Linked DNA regions of Homo sapiens: region 2 is linked to region 1. Evidence: chromatin contacts called from ENCODE Hi-C or POLR2A ChIA-PET data. All regions are on one chromosome and are shown on one strand. The core of a region is the stretch at or near the end of the contact, and the rest is flanking DNA. Distances in the headings are between cores, read along the strand shown.

Region 1 (6,686 bases), core at 1,632-4,131:
CAGAGCGAGATCATGTCTCAAACCCCCAAAATCAGAAAAACAAAACAAAAACACCAGTAGTGTTGAGGGAAAGTGAAAAGGGGAAGGAAGTGATCAAAGACCAGCTGAACAGCCCAAGCTAAGCATGGTTCCACTACAGAGCATGTGGCCAGTAAATCTTTGCTAAGGGACTTAAATCCTATTAATTGGGGAGCTACATGTGTGGGCAGACAATTCACAGCCCCTGTGATGTGATCCACTGATGTCATCATTTCCCTGGGCCCTAGCATCTGCCGTTCGCTGCTTTTTTGACTAGATCTGCATGATCAAATTTATTTTATTTTTTTGAGGTGGAGTTTCACTCTTGTCACCCAGGCTGGAGTGCAAGTGCAGTGGCCCGATCTTGACCTCTGCCTCCCAGGTTCAAGAGATTCTCCTGCCTCAGTTTCCTCAGTAGCTGGGACTACAGGCATGCGCCACCATGCGCGACTAATTTTTGTACTTTTTTGTAGCAACAGGGTTTCACCATGTTGCCCAGCCTAGTTTCAAACTTCTGGGCTCAAGTGATCTATCCGCCTCAGCCTCCCAAAGTGCTGGGATCACAGGCGTGAGCCACTTTGCCTGGCCAGTGACTATATCCCAGATGCCAGTTTCATACAGTGGTATTAAGGAAGGAAAATGATTAAATTTACTGAAAATAATGAAGGTTCACTTGTTTACTCACATCCACTGGTTCATTTTTTAGTTCTTACTTTAATGAGCGAATCTGAGTAGTAGTTTTCATGATCATAAACAGTCAATGTAAATGTTGGAAATATAACTTTTAATTCTTTAGGACCAGCAACATTTGATAAGGGCCCCCAGTGTGATTCCTCCCGAGTTTTGCTTTTGAAATGGTTACATCTTTTTTTTTTTTGACAGAGTCTTGCTCTGTTGCCAGGCTGGAGTGCAGTGGTGCAATCTCAGCTCACTGCACCCTCCGCCTCCCGGGTTCAAGCTATTCTCCTGCCTCAGTTTCCTCAGTAGCTGGGATTACAGGCACGCACCACCATGCCCAGCTGATTTTTGTATTTTTAGTAGAGACGGGGTTTCACCATTTTGGCCAGGCTGGTCTCGAACTCCTGGCCTCAATTGATCCACCCGCCTCACCCTCCCAAAGTGCTGGGACTACAGGTATGAGCCGCTGCACCCGGCGAAATGGTTACATTTTGTCAAGTGGGCAAATGGGAAGAACAGAAGCCCGTGAATTTTGGGCTACTTTGAGGCAAAATGCTTTATTTTTTCTAGGTCCATATGGATGGACTGCTAATAACTGCTAAGTTGAAGTTAAATGGACTCTTGTTCTTAAAAAAAATATTTTGCCATATCCTCTGCAAAACTGCTTATTAATTTGCATAAACTTTTTTTTTTATTTTTGAGGGGGGTGAGGGAAAGGGTATTTTGCTGTCGATGGAATGCAGTGGCGTGATTTCAGCTCACTGCAGCCTCCCGGGCTCAAGCCATCCTCCCATCTCAGCCTCACGGATAGCTGGAACTACCAGCACGTGCCACCACGCGTGGCTAATTTTTGTATTTTTAATAGAGATGGGGTTTTGCCATGTTGCCCAGGCAGATCTCGAACATCTGGCCTCAAGTGATCCTCCTGCCTTGTCCTCCCAAAGTGCTGTGATTACAGGTGCGGGCCACCATGCCTGGCCTGCTTAAACTATTCAGTTAAAAACAAACAAAAAAGAGGCCGGGCGCGGTGGCTCACGCCTGTAATCCCAGCACTTTAGGAGGCCGAGGCGGGCGGATCACGAGGTCAGGAGATTGAGGCCATCCTGGCTAACACTGTGAAACCCCGTCTCTACTAAACATACAAAAACAAAATTAGCCGGGCGTGGTGGCGGGTGACTGTAGTCCCAGCTACTCGGGAGACTAAGGCAGGAGAATGGCGTGAACCCGGGAGGCGGAGCTTGCAGTGAGCCGAGATCGCGCCACTGCACTCCAGCCTGGGCGACAGAGCGAGACTCCGTCTCAAAAAAAAAAAAAAAAAAAAAAGATACAAGTGAGTATTCTTAATAGTATGTCAATTACATCTCAAAAAAGTCAAAAAAAAAAAAAAAAAAAGAATGAAAGAATACCTCCCCAAAAATGATACAAGAAAAGATTCACCTAAATCTGTTCACAGCTGTCTGCAGAGCTCCTACTGTGTGCTGAGCCTGGGGGTAAACAGGGCACGGACACGTTTGGGAGGGGATTACAGGCCGGGTTTCCACACTTTTTGGTCCAGGCAAACCCAGACGAGCCAGCTGGCTCAAGAACTTGGCAGCTGCGTGATGACTGAACAGAGGCTGCGTTCGAACCCACTACTGCAAGACTTAGGAGCCCCCGATGGGAACTGCCGTGGTTCACTGCCCCAGCCCCGCCGCTCAACTGCCCCGCCCTGGCCTACGACATCCTCCTGCCCGCATGGACTGCGCGCAGCGCCGCCAAGCGGGGAGCCCAGCTCGGTGCTAGCGCCCGCGAAGCGGAGGAGGCCGGCGCCCGAGGCTGGGCGAAGTTCCTCCTAGCGCAGCGAGGACCGGAGGGCAAGGCCAGCGCGCGCCGGGCGACCTGCGTCCCGGGCACAGACGCGACGGGCCCGCACGGGGCGGGGACCGCGCGCGCCTGCTGGGCCTACGGCTGTGGGGCGCGCAGAGTCCACCTGGCGGCCAAGGGCGCTGGCGACCGCTGAAGCTCCTGGGGGTGTTCGGGGTCCGGGCTGCGCCTGTGCCCGCGGGAAGGCTGGGCGCTTCCCACACACAGACCCCGCTCCGGGCCAGCCCCGCAGGGAGACTACCAGGGCTGGCGGTAGCTGGGCGTGGTCGGGTCGGGGGCGGCTGTGGGCGGCCGGCAGGCAGCGCGCGGGGCAGCCCTCGGCAGACGGCCAATGGCGGCGGTGCTCGGGGCGCTCGGGGCGACGCGGCGCTTGTTGGCGGCGCTGCGAGGCCAGAGCCTAGGGCTAGCGGCCATGGTGAGTGCACAGCGGCCGCGTGGGTGGGGGTCCGGGGTCGGGGGGCGGTGCGAGGCCCGGCGGCGTCGGCTGAGGGACCAGCGGGACTGGGGCGAACCCGGCGTGGGCCGAGCCTTGGAGCTCGGGCGTCGGGTCACCGCGTCCCGGGACTGACCACCTGTCCGGTGCGCCGCTCAGAGACCGGGGTGGCCGCAGCCTCCGCCACTTGCCCTTGACTTTACACTTCCGCCGAAGCCTACGAACTTGCCAACCGGAAACAAATGGGAACGAATTTTGTTCAGCAACTACAAAAGGCAGATGTGAAAAGTAGTTGCAGAACAATTCGGTGCCCGCTGCCGCTCGTTGTGCTGAGGACGAACGGCGCTGCGGGCCTGGCTCCCTATGGCGGCTCCCTGCTCGCGCTTCACTCCAAGGGGAACCCACAGAGGTTTTGGAGGAGTTATTAATAAATTGTCTTTTTTGGTGACATATTGACTTTTCTTTCCTTTTCCAAGGGGCCGTCAGTTTTCCTGCTGTAGAAATTAATATTTTGGAGTAAATGGAGGGAAAGTTTTAACATGCAGCACCACCTAGTGGAAAAGTGGTGCGTTAAACTCACCATCTCATTTTAAGTTGCATTTTAACCGCCCATTTCAGTTTGAAATGTTTTGTTTTGTTTTGTTTTTTCGACACGGAGTCTCGCTGTATCGCCGAGCCCGGAGTGGAGTGGCGCGATCTCGGCTCACTGCAACCTCCATCTCCTGGGTTCACGCTATTCTCCTGCCTCACCCTCCCGAGTAGCTGCGATTACAGGCGCGTGCCATTTCGCCCAGGTAATTTTTTATATTTTTAGTAGAGAGGGGTTTTCGCCATGTTGGCCAGGCTAGTCTCGAACTCCTGACCTCAGGTGATCTACCTGCCTCGGCCTCCCAAAGTGCTGGGATTACAGGCGCGAGCCACTGCGCCTGGCCTGAAATTCTTTAATAGAAGAATTTTTTTTTTTTTTTTTTTTTTTTTTTGAGAAGGAGAATCACGCCGTCACCCAGGCTGGAGTGCAGTGGCGCGATCTCGGCGTATTGCAAGCTCCGCCTCCCGGGTTCACGCCATTTTCCTGCCTCAGCCTCCCGAGTAGCTGGGACAACAGGCGCCCGTCGCCACGCCCGGCTAATTTTTTTGTATTTTTAGTAGAGGCGGGGTTTCACCGTGTTAGCCAGGATGGTCTCGATCTCCTGACCTCGTCATCCACCCTCCTCGGCCTCCCAAAGTGCTGTAATAGAAGAAATTTAAAATAGCTCGAAGACGGAGGAAGATAGGCACTCCGCCGCTTCTTGTCCACGAAGGGGAGAACACAAGTTGAGTGCCTACTGTCACCTAGGCGTGTCTTCAGGCGTACTCTGCCCCAGGTGCTAGTGATCCAGTAAGATTAGGGTGTTCTGGGAAGGAATGAGTCAACAGACATGATTTGAGCGCTGCCCCATGCCAGGCTCAATGCTAGGTACCCTCACATTCAAGATCTGTAATCTAAGCCTTTCAAAAAATCTTGGCAGGTAGATATTATAATATCCCCACTACAGACAGAAGGATCCCGGAATTCAGAAAAGCGGAGTTTAGTATCCCACAGCTAAAAGTAACAAAGTTAGGCCTTAGATCTAGTTTACTCTCTTCAAATCCTAGCCTACCCCCCATCCCCTGAAAAAATTAAGCCCACCACCAAGGGTTCTGCTGTGAATGTGCCCTCATGGGGGCCTTTGATGTTATGTAGATGAAGTGGCTCCATTTCCCAGTCCTGGGTGTGGTCCCTGCTGCTGGGCAGGTGTCTGTTGTGGGCATAAAGTGCATACCACTGATCTTAGCGGGGATGTGGATGGTCCAGCACTCAGAGAAAACAGCTCAGTGTGTTCTACAGACTCCAGGTTCCTGCCTTATTACAGGCAGCATGTTTAATGGTTTTCTTTGCAGCTACTCAGTGTGGACACACATAATTCTGTTTCTTTTCCAAAATTCTCTGAGTTGACAAAATAAGTGTTTAATAAGAATTTCAGAATTCTTTCTTTTTTTTTGAGACGGAGTCTCGCTCTGTTGCCCAGACTGGAGTGCAGTGGTGCGGTCTTGGCGCACTGCAACTTTGCCTCCTGGGTTCAAGCGATTCTCCTGCCTCAGCCTCCTGAGTAGCTGAGACTATAGGCGCGTGCCACCACGCTTGGCTAATTTTTGTATTTTTAGTAGAGACGGGTTTCACCATCTTGGCCAGGCTGGCCTCGAACTCCTGACCTTGTGATCTGCTCGCCTCGGCCTCCCAAAGTGCTGGGATTACAGGCATGAGCCACCACGCCTGGCCAAGAATTTTAGATTTCTTATGATAGATGTATGTGTAAGTTTTTCAGAACTGTCACTGGAAAACTGATGAATGAATCTCTTTTGATTTTTTTTTTTTAATTGAGTCGGAGTTTCACTCTGTTGCCCAGGCTGGAGTGCAGTGGCACGATCTCGGCTCACTGCAACCTCTATCATCCGGGTTCAAATGATTCTCCTTCCTCAGCCTCCTGAGTAGCAGGGACTACAGGCGCCTGCCACCACGCCCAGCTAATTTTTTGTATTTTTAGTAGAGATGGGGTTTCACCATCTTGGCCAGGCTGGTCTTGAACTCCTGCCCTCGTGATCCACCCACCTCGGCCTCCCAAAGTGCTGGGATTACAGGTGTGAGCCACCACGCCCGGACTTTTTTTTTTTTTTTTAAGAGACAGGGTCTCACTCTGTTGCCCAGGCTGGAATGCAGTGGTGATCATAGCTCACTGCAGCCTCAGTCATCTGGTCTCAAGTGATCCTCCCACCTCAGCCTCCCAAGTAGCTGAGACTATGGACATGGTCCACCACACCCGGCTATTTTTTAAAATTTTTTTGTAGAGACGAGGTCTCATTGCGTTGCCCAGGCTAGTCTTCAACTCCTGGCCTAAAATGATCCTCCCACCTCAGCTTCCCAAAGTGCCAGGATTACAGATGTGAGCCACTGTGCCCAGCCCTAGTAAATGTTTTTTTTTTTTTTTTTGAGACAGAGTTTCACTCTGTTGCCCAGGCTGGATGGCTGGGATTACAGGCGTGTGCCACCATGCCCAACTAATCTAGTAAGTGGTTTTTAACAACAAGCTTTTGCATATTTTTGTTTAATTAAAAAGTATTCTCTGCTGGGCACAGTGGCTCACGCCTGTAATCCCAGCACTTTGGGAGGCTAAGGTGGGCGGATCCCTCGAGGTCAGGAGTTTGCAACTAGCCTAGCCAACATGTGAAACCCTGTCTCTACTAAAAATACAAAATGTTAGCTGGGCGTGGTGGCATGCACCTGTAATCACAGCTACTCAGGAGGCTGAGGCAGAAGAGTCGCTTGAACCTGGGAGGCAGAGGTTGCAGTGAGCTGAGATCACACCACTGCACTCCAGCCTGGGTGACAGAGCAAGACTTGGTCTCAAAAAAAAAAAAAAAAAAGGTACTCTCATTCTTTCCTTTTGTTAGTTGTGGGGAAGAATAGCCGACCTAGCAAAGAAGAAAAACTAGAAAACTGATTTATTAGTATTTTTTTCTTCATAGAAAAAGTTGTCTAAAGGTAAAATCTTTTTCCTCTCTTAATATTAGTGATAAATGATTTTGGGATTTCTGAAGTGGGAGTGAGTTGCAGCTTAATGGCAGAGAATCCAGGGAATGCAGCTTAGCCCACAGTTGCCCTTTGATGAGGAGCCTT
Region 2 (6,686 bases), core at 2,309-4,808, 130 kb after region 1:
CCCCCCACCTCACCTGACGGGAGACCTTCCGGAAAGGGCAGAAGGCAAAGGGTCCTACTGATGGCTGGGGAGGGTGGAGAATATCTTGAGCTTTTAGAGAATCTGCTTATGAGATGGGACCACTGCTCCAGGAAGTTTTGAGAGCCCCAAACCCAGGCACCTTTCAGGCTTCTCCGAGGCAGCCAGACAGGACCTGCCTTTCCCTTTCGTTTTCGGGATAAGGCCAACAGCTCCCGAGGTCCCCAGCGGCAGGGAATCCACTGCCCAGTCTCTGGCCCAGGGTATCCTGCTAACATCTGAGTGGGTCCTGGGCCCCATAGGGCATGGGGGAGTCCCCTGGGGGCACAGGTCTTTGGGCTGGGGTTGCCTTAGTCCGAGGATCAGGTAGGATGAGGGTCAAAGGGGTTGAAGGTCCGAGGCGCCTGGAGGCCTGGCAGACGCTAGTGGGCCAGGGCCTAAGGTGGGGATCTCCGGTGGAGGGAGGGAGCAGGTCTGAATGGTGGGAGAGTGAAGTTCTGCTTGTGGGTCTAAGCTTTGGAGGGCTGCAGCAGAGGCGGCCCGGGAGCCCTCTGCGCGGGTGCCCTTAGGCGCGCACCCCTTGCTCACCCGCACGCGCGGCTCGGTGAGGTTGGTCCACACGGCGATCTCCTCCCTCATGCTCATGTCGGGGTAGCGGTTCCTCTGGAACGTGGCCTCTAGCTCTTGCAACTGCTGGCTTGTGAAGTGCGTACGTTGCCGCCGCTGCTTCTTCTTCTTGGCTGGGTCGTCTGCGCCGCCGCAGCCCGTGCCTCCCGCACCACTGTCCTCGGGCCCCTTGGGTTCCCCGCCGCGCTCCTTCTCTGCAGTAGGCAGGACGGGGAGCGGGTCACCTGGGCTTACGCCCCGTTGCACCCCGTCCCGGCTCCACCGAACCGCTCGCCACCAGCGCTGGCGGTCTTCCCTCCCTCCCTCCCTCTAGGGTTCCTGGGAACTGTCCCCACTGGAAAGCGCCCGCCGGGTGCTGGTCGTCAGTAGGCACCTCTAGTCTGGTGTGCCGCGGAGAAGAGCCCAAGAATCGGAGCTGGAGCCGCGGGCCTGCGTTCCTGGCTGGGCAGGGCCTGCACCCTTAGCTCGGCTCAGATTCTGACCCTGCTGCTGATGTTCCCAGCAAATGTATGCTTTTTGTTTGTTTGTTTTGCGAACTCTTAGGGGGTCTAAATCTGAGGGGGTCTCTGCTTTTCTGAACTAGGATCAGATCTCTCCAGCCTAAAGTCCCTCCACTTTCTTCTCCTCAGGGGTGTATGGGAGCCCCACTGGGCAGGCACAACACAGCCGGGTTCTCGGCCTTGCTTCCAGGCCTCCAGTCCCAAAGCCTAGAAAACCCCACCAACTGCAGCCCAGACAGACAGACTCTGTCTAGGTGACCTCGGGCTTTAGTCTGTCTCTCTTTGAAGCTACACAAAACACACGCAGTCATAGAAACATTAATACATAAAGAAAAAGAGTTTAAAAACAAAACACAGAAGCCCAGAAAAGCTCACAGCTCTATGCCTAAAGACACTGAAAGGGCCACAAATTCTCAAAATCAGACAGGAAGAAACACAGAGCAAATGTAAATTAAGAAGCCAGAAAGCTCCGTACAAACACACCCCTAACTAAATACAGAGCTGTAAGTGTATAAACTCCAGGTTGACAGAAGCATTTATTTCTCTGGGATTTAAAAAAATAATGTACCGTTGTAGATAGATTTTTAACTCCTTCCCAATAAGGCCCTTGTAGAGATAATTTTTAAATCCCAGAGAAACACATTATAGTTAGATAATTTAAATTCCCCAAATAACACCACTGTAAATGGATTTTGAGAAAATTCCGGAGAAACGCGCCATTTTGGATTGACTTTTTAAAATCTCCGGAAGAATAATGTTGCATGTAGATATTTTAAATTCCAGACCTACACTTCGTACGTTAATTCTTTCAGAATCGAAAGATACAGTTAAAATTAATTCATCCTCATAGATTTGGTTCAAAAAAATCAATATACGATTATATATCTCTCTAGGTTTTAAAAATAAAACCAACCAAAGACCGCGCTTAAAACTTTTGAAAACAAAAGTAGAGTTCAGCGTTGATTATGTTTTAACCAAGCAAACAACCTCTCAGAAAAATCACTTAGGGATGCAAAAGAGAAACAGATACTAAGAAAGTGGAGAGAAACATTCAGCTGTGTATTAAGAAATGAACGCAGAAGAGGCGCCCACACCGGGGAGCTCGGAGCCCCTCCGGAACCCGGCCGGCTGCGCTGGGCAGCGGATTCGCTGCCCCACTGCCCGCGCCGGCCACCCGCGGGCCCAGTTCGCTGCTGGAAAAAAGCTCCAGCTCGGACAAAAAAAGGCAGCGCGGAGGGAGACGCGCAGGAGCCGGGGCGGGGGCCAGAGCCGGGCTGCTCCGGGCTTCGGCCGCGCACGTGGGCCGGATCCCTTGATCGGCGTTCCGGCTGGCCTTGCTGGGAGTCCGGCCGCGCCTGTTGGCCCGCTCGCCCTCACCGTCCTCTGTGTCTCCCTTCTACTTGATGACCCCTCTCCCCCCGTTTACCCTTCCCGCCCGCCCCTTCTCTTTGGTCTCTTTCATTCTGTCGCCTACTGTCACGGTGTTAACCTCCCTCTCTGTCTCTCTGAGTGCGTTCTCTCGCCCGTCACCCCTCTTCCTTTCTCGGTCTCCTCCTCTCCCTTCGTCCGAGCCGCTCCTTAGCGCCCAGTTGCGCAAATCAAATTCTTTCCCGTTCTATTTACTCCTGATCAAGAGGGGCTGTCAGTCCAACCCTCCAGCTGTAGGCTCGTGCATCTGCCAGTCTCTTGGCGCGTGGGGACCGCGTGGAAGTGCCTTCGCGTGTGCGTAAGTTTCCGCGTTCACCGTCAGGTCGAGAACGGGAAAAAGAAAGCTCCTGACGCTTCTGGGGCGGAGAGGGAGCTTGGTTGCGCGGCGCGGGCGTCAGGCCCTGCTCCCAGCTCCCCGTGCTCCGCGCCCGGGTAGGCTCTGTGCGCGCCGCGCGGGGAACGGCGCTTACCTGGCAGCTCCGTGTCAGACGACTCGCTGGCGGAGTTCTCGAGCGGCTCGCGGGGGTCGGCGGGCCGGGCCAGGTGGAAGGCGGGCCCCATGTCATGGGGTGGCGGCGGCGGCGGCCGGAGCCCCTCCGGCAGCCGCTCCAGGCTCATGCCCCCCTTGAAGGCGTCCATGGAGGTGGGGACCGCGGCGGGCGCTCCAGGGGCCGGGGCTGGGCGCGCCCCGCCGCCCTGGCTGCGACCTGCGGGGACAAGAGCGCAGCGCCTAAGCGGCTGCCCTCCAGGGCTGCCGGCGCCTGCAGCGACGCCGTGCCCGCCCCATGGACCGCCCGGGGCTGCGGCGCCGGGCGGGCAGAGGCGGCGGCAGCTTCTCGCGACTGGGCGCCTGGCTCAGCGCTCCGCGCTGCGCTCCTGCCGCTCGGGCCTCAGCAGCCCGGCCGGCCCCGGCTCCGGCTCCGGCTCCGGCTCGCGATCCGGGGCCGGTTTCTAAGGCTCCGGACGGCGCCGGCAGAGTCTGTCTTAAAGCGACAGCGCGCACAGCCAGGTTCCAGCAGTCCCTGCGCCAGGGGTGCTGGGTGGGGTGGGCCTGGGTGGGAGGGGGCTGGGGAGGGAGCGAGCGAGCGAGGGAGCGCGGGCGGAATCCAGCCCCAAGCCGCCCGCGCCGCCGCGCCCTCACTGCCGCCCTCCCTCCCTCCCTGCCTCGCCCGCGCCCTCCCCCTCCGCAGCCACCTTCCCGCCGCCTCCCCGCCCCCCGCGGCCTCGCCGCGCCTCTCCCTCCTTCCCCGGTGACACACCGAGTTCTCCCTCGGCCTCACAAAAGAAACGCATCTGGCCTGCGAGTCCCGGGCGGCTCGTGCACACCTCAGGCCTCAAATGACTTGTTTCGCCTAGAATCAACTCCCGTCTCGGCCGCCTCGAAGTCCCCAGCCCTGGCGAGAACAGCCCAGGATGAGTGAATGTTTGCCGAACAGGATCGCACCGAGCGGGCGCCTTCGAGCCAGCGCCGGGGCGGGGGCAGAGCCCGGGGCCCGTTCCGGCAGCTCCCAGCGGTGTCCTCGTCGAGGGGCCGCCTGCCCCTCCTTCTCCAGCCTCTTCTCCCGGGAACTCAGCCCGGCTGAGTGACAGCAGCCTGCGCTCTAATGGGCCCCCGGATGCTGCCTCCTAATTAGCTTGGACCTTCTCCCCTACGGCTGCTTCTCAGGCCTCCCTCTCTGCACCGCAGTCAATTTTCCGGGATTGGGATAGAAATGATGGCTTCTAATCAGACGAAACGTTTCTGCTGGCTCTAGGCGTTTGGAGAATGCAGAAGGAAGACCCCAAGGATCCCAGCCAGACCCCACAGCCTCTTGTACCTCTCCCCTTGTTTTACACCTTAGGCCTTGGCCAAATGGGCCAGGCCTGGCCTTGGCAGGCATGGGGTTGGCCTTGGCAGCCTTTGCCCTCCTTCAGGGTAGCTTTGTCCCAGCCTGGGGCCTGCGTCCTGGCTTCCCAGGGCTTCAGGCATAGGCCTGGTAAGCCAGGTGACTGCTGTCTCCCAACCCTGGGCCAGCAGCCCAGGAAGCCCTCAGTCTTCCAGCTTCTCTCCCACACAGTGGTAGCTGAGCTGCAGCTCCAATGGGCCTTCACTGGGCACAGGCAAAGACATTACTCTCCCACTCCTAAGAGTGATTCCCTCCTCGAGTCCTTGCACGTAGGTGAAGTTTGTCGAAGGATTTTGCTCAACAATTGTTAGCTGGCCCCGAGACCTCAGCGTCTTGAGCAAACAGGCCACAGCTGGGGCGGCAAGGCGCCGCCCTGACCTGCTCCTCTGGCCATAGGCGGACCCCAGACTGCCCTCTGCCCCTCACCTGTGATCAGCTCCACCAGACACAGCAACCCAAGGGAGCTGCGCCAGGATTGTCTGCCTGGGAAAGAAGCAGGGAGGTGTCCAGTGTCCTCACCCCAAAACCCAGTGCCTCCTCAACTCCTGGGTGGGTGGCACTGACTGTGCAGGTATCAGCGTCTGGGGCACTCTGCAGGTTCTGCCTTTGAGTCCTCGTCTTACCCCTTCCCATCACAGGGAGACACCCAGGGTCAGCTGAGCTCCTTGTGGGGGCTGCTGGGGCCAGGGTCGGGCATGCAGGGTGGAACCAGGCCTGCCTTCCATTCCCTCCACGTTAGTCCAAAGCACCCCCACCCCTACCCCCATCCCCATCCCCATCCCCATCCCCATCCCCATCCCCATCCCCCGCTCTGGGCCGTGGAGAGACAGCACAGCTCCTTAGGGCCTGGTCCTTTCTCACTGTGGGTCTGTGACCACAGGATGCAGGGTCTGAGGCCAGAGGGAGGACACTTCTCAGGGGTTTGGATTGGGGAGGCTCAGTGACTCCTGCCTTCTTCCAAGCTGAGATCTCCCTCCATGAAATGAGTCTTGGCTACGGGGAGGGGAACATGGGGAAGCACAGTTGCCCAGCATTTGCCCTCAGCCCCACCGTTGCCATGTTTCTTGGCCACCTTTACCACGAGTCTCCTGCAGTAGAAGATCCCTCCTTTCAAGGAGATATTCAGGTGTTGCAGCGTGCTAGGGAGTGTCCCTTCACAGACCATTCTTTTTTTAGCTGTCTTACCAAAAAGAACAGCCTGAATGCAGACAGCATGGGGGCACGCACACACACACACATCCTGTACATCCATGCGGAGATGCTGTACACACACATGTATTCACTGCACTATGGAAGTGCTGAGTTTAGGCATATATGTGCTACTTGGCATGAACGCGGGCTGGCAGGGGATAGGAGGTGTGTTCTAACCCTGCCACATGTCAGGCCAAGGTGGGAAGCACAGTGCGTCTCTGGGTAGAGACTTAGAAATGAATGGTCTGTCTGTGGGCCTCTAGAGGAGGTTAAGACTCACAGCCTTCTCACTTGCCTTCTCACTTCCCAGAGGGACCAAAGTGACTCTTTGGGCCATCCCCCAATGGGGACTATTCTGTGAGCAGCACTCACTGCTTAGTCTGAGGGGCGTGTTTCCTCACTGTTAGTGCATTTAATGCAGTTATTGAGCACCTGCTGTGTGCCCCTCTGGGCCCAAACCTCTGGCAGGGCTCCAGGCAGGCACAATAGTCCCTTTATTTGGTGATCTTGATGCCTGCTGTGTAGAAGGAAAAGCCCTCAGACCATTTCAGGTGAAGCCCCATATCCTCAGGGGACCTGAGACCCAAAGAGGAGCTGGGGCTAGTGGGGCCTGCTGGCAGAGTCTGTTCTGCTGGGCCTGGGCAGCACTGAGTGATCAAGGAGTGAGGAGGCAATTGATTGTGAGGAGGCTGTGGCCTGATCTTGGGCGTTGGCTGGGGAAGGGACCTGGACATGCTCTCAATTCTTCCCCAGCTACACTCACTGGCCATTGTCCCAGTCAAGATAGGGGCTTCTTGCACGCTCACAGACACGTCACACATACAGGACAGAAAACAGCACTCTTTCAGGAGTAAGCAGAGGCTTTGTGTTCCCCCAGCTGTGCTATGTGACCTGTGTTTCCCTCAAGGTTAAGGCTTGATCTGCACTGTGCCTCAGTTCCCATGTCCAACACCGGACTCTGCCTGCTGCTTCAGCATCCAGCTCACTTGCTGATGGGACACGAAGAGAGGAGGGAAGGGGGCTTAGTGGAGCTGGA

Evidence for each region. A loop is a pair of places that touch in the nucleus more often than their neighbours do. ChIA-PET counts read pairs that join two places held with the same protein, here RNA polymerase II (POLR2A). Pooled maps may share reads with other maps.
Region 2: a map of OCI-LY7 shows a loop between it and region 1 (2.9-fold over the local background). The contact joins the promoter of PITX1 here to the promoter of PCBD2 in region 1. A Hi-C loop is called at or near these places in 3 of 168 maps with a recorded cell type or tissue (HepG2, OCI-LY7 and tibial artery), 4 of 37 single-sample maps with no recorded cell type and 13 of 50 pooled maps. POLR2A ChIA-PET finds 5 or more read pairs at or near these places in 6 of 52 experiments (AG04450, HCT116, HEK293 and 3 more).

Annotation. Positions count from the first base shown.
Region 1 is chr5:134,902,250-134,908,935 of GRCh38, forward strand. PCBD2 (pterin-4 alpha-carbinolamine dehydratase 2) reads left to right here and starts at 2,882. Exons shown (of 4, transcript NM_032151.5): 1 at 2,882-2,974. The coding sequence starts at 2,891. RefSeq lists a silencer at 2,438-3,197 and enhancers at 2,795-3,379, 3,380-3,965.
Region 2 is chr5:135,030,670-135,037,355 of GRCh38, forward strand. PITX1 (paired like homeodomain 1) reads right to left here and starts at 3,559. Exons shown (of 3, transcript NM_002653.5): 1 at 3,044-3,559; 2 at 607-839. The coding sequence starts at 3,212. PITX1-AS1 (PITX1 antisense RNA 1) reads left to right here and starts at 2,605. Exons shown (of 6, transcript NR_161235.1): 1 at 2,605-2,871. RefSeq lists a silencer at 1,065-1,272 and an enhancer at 2,443-3,075.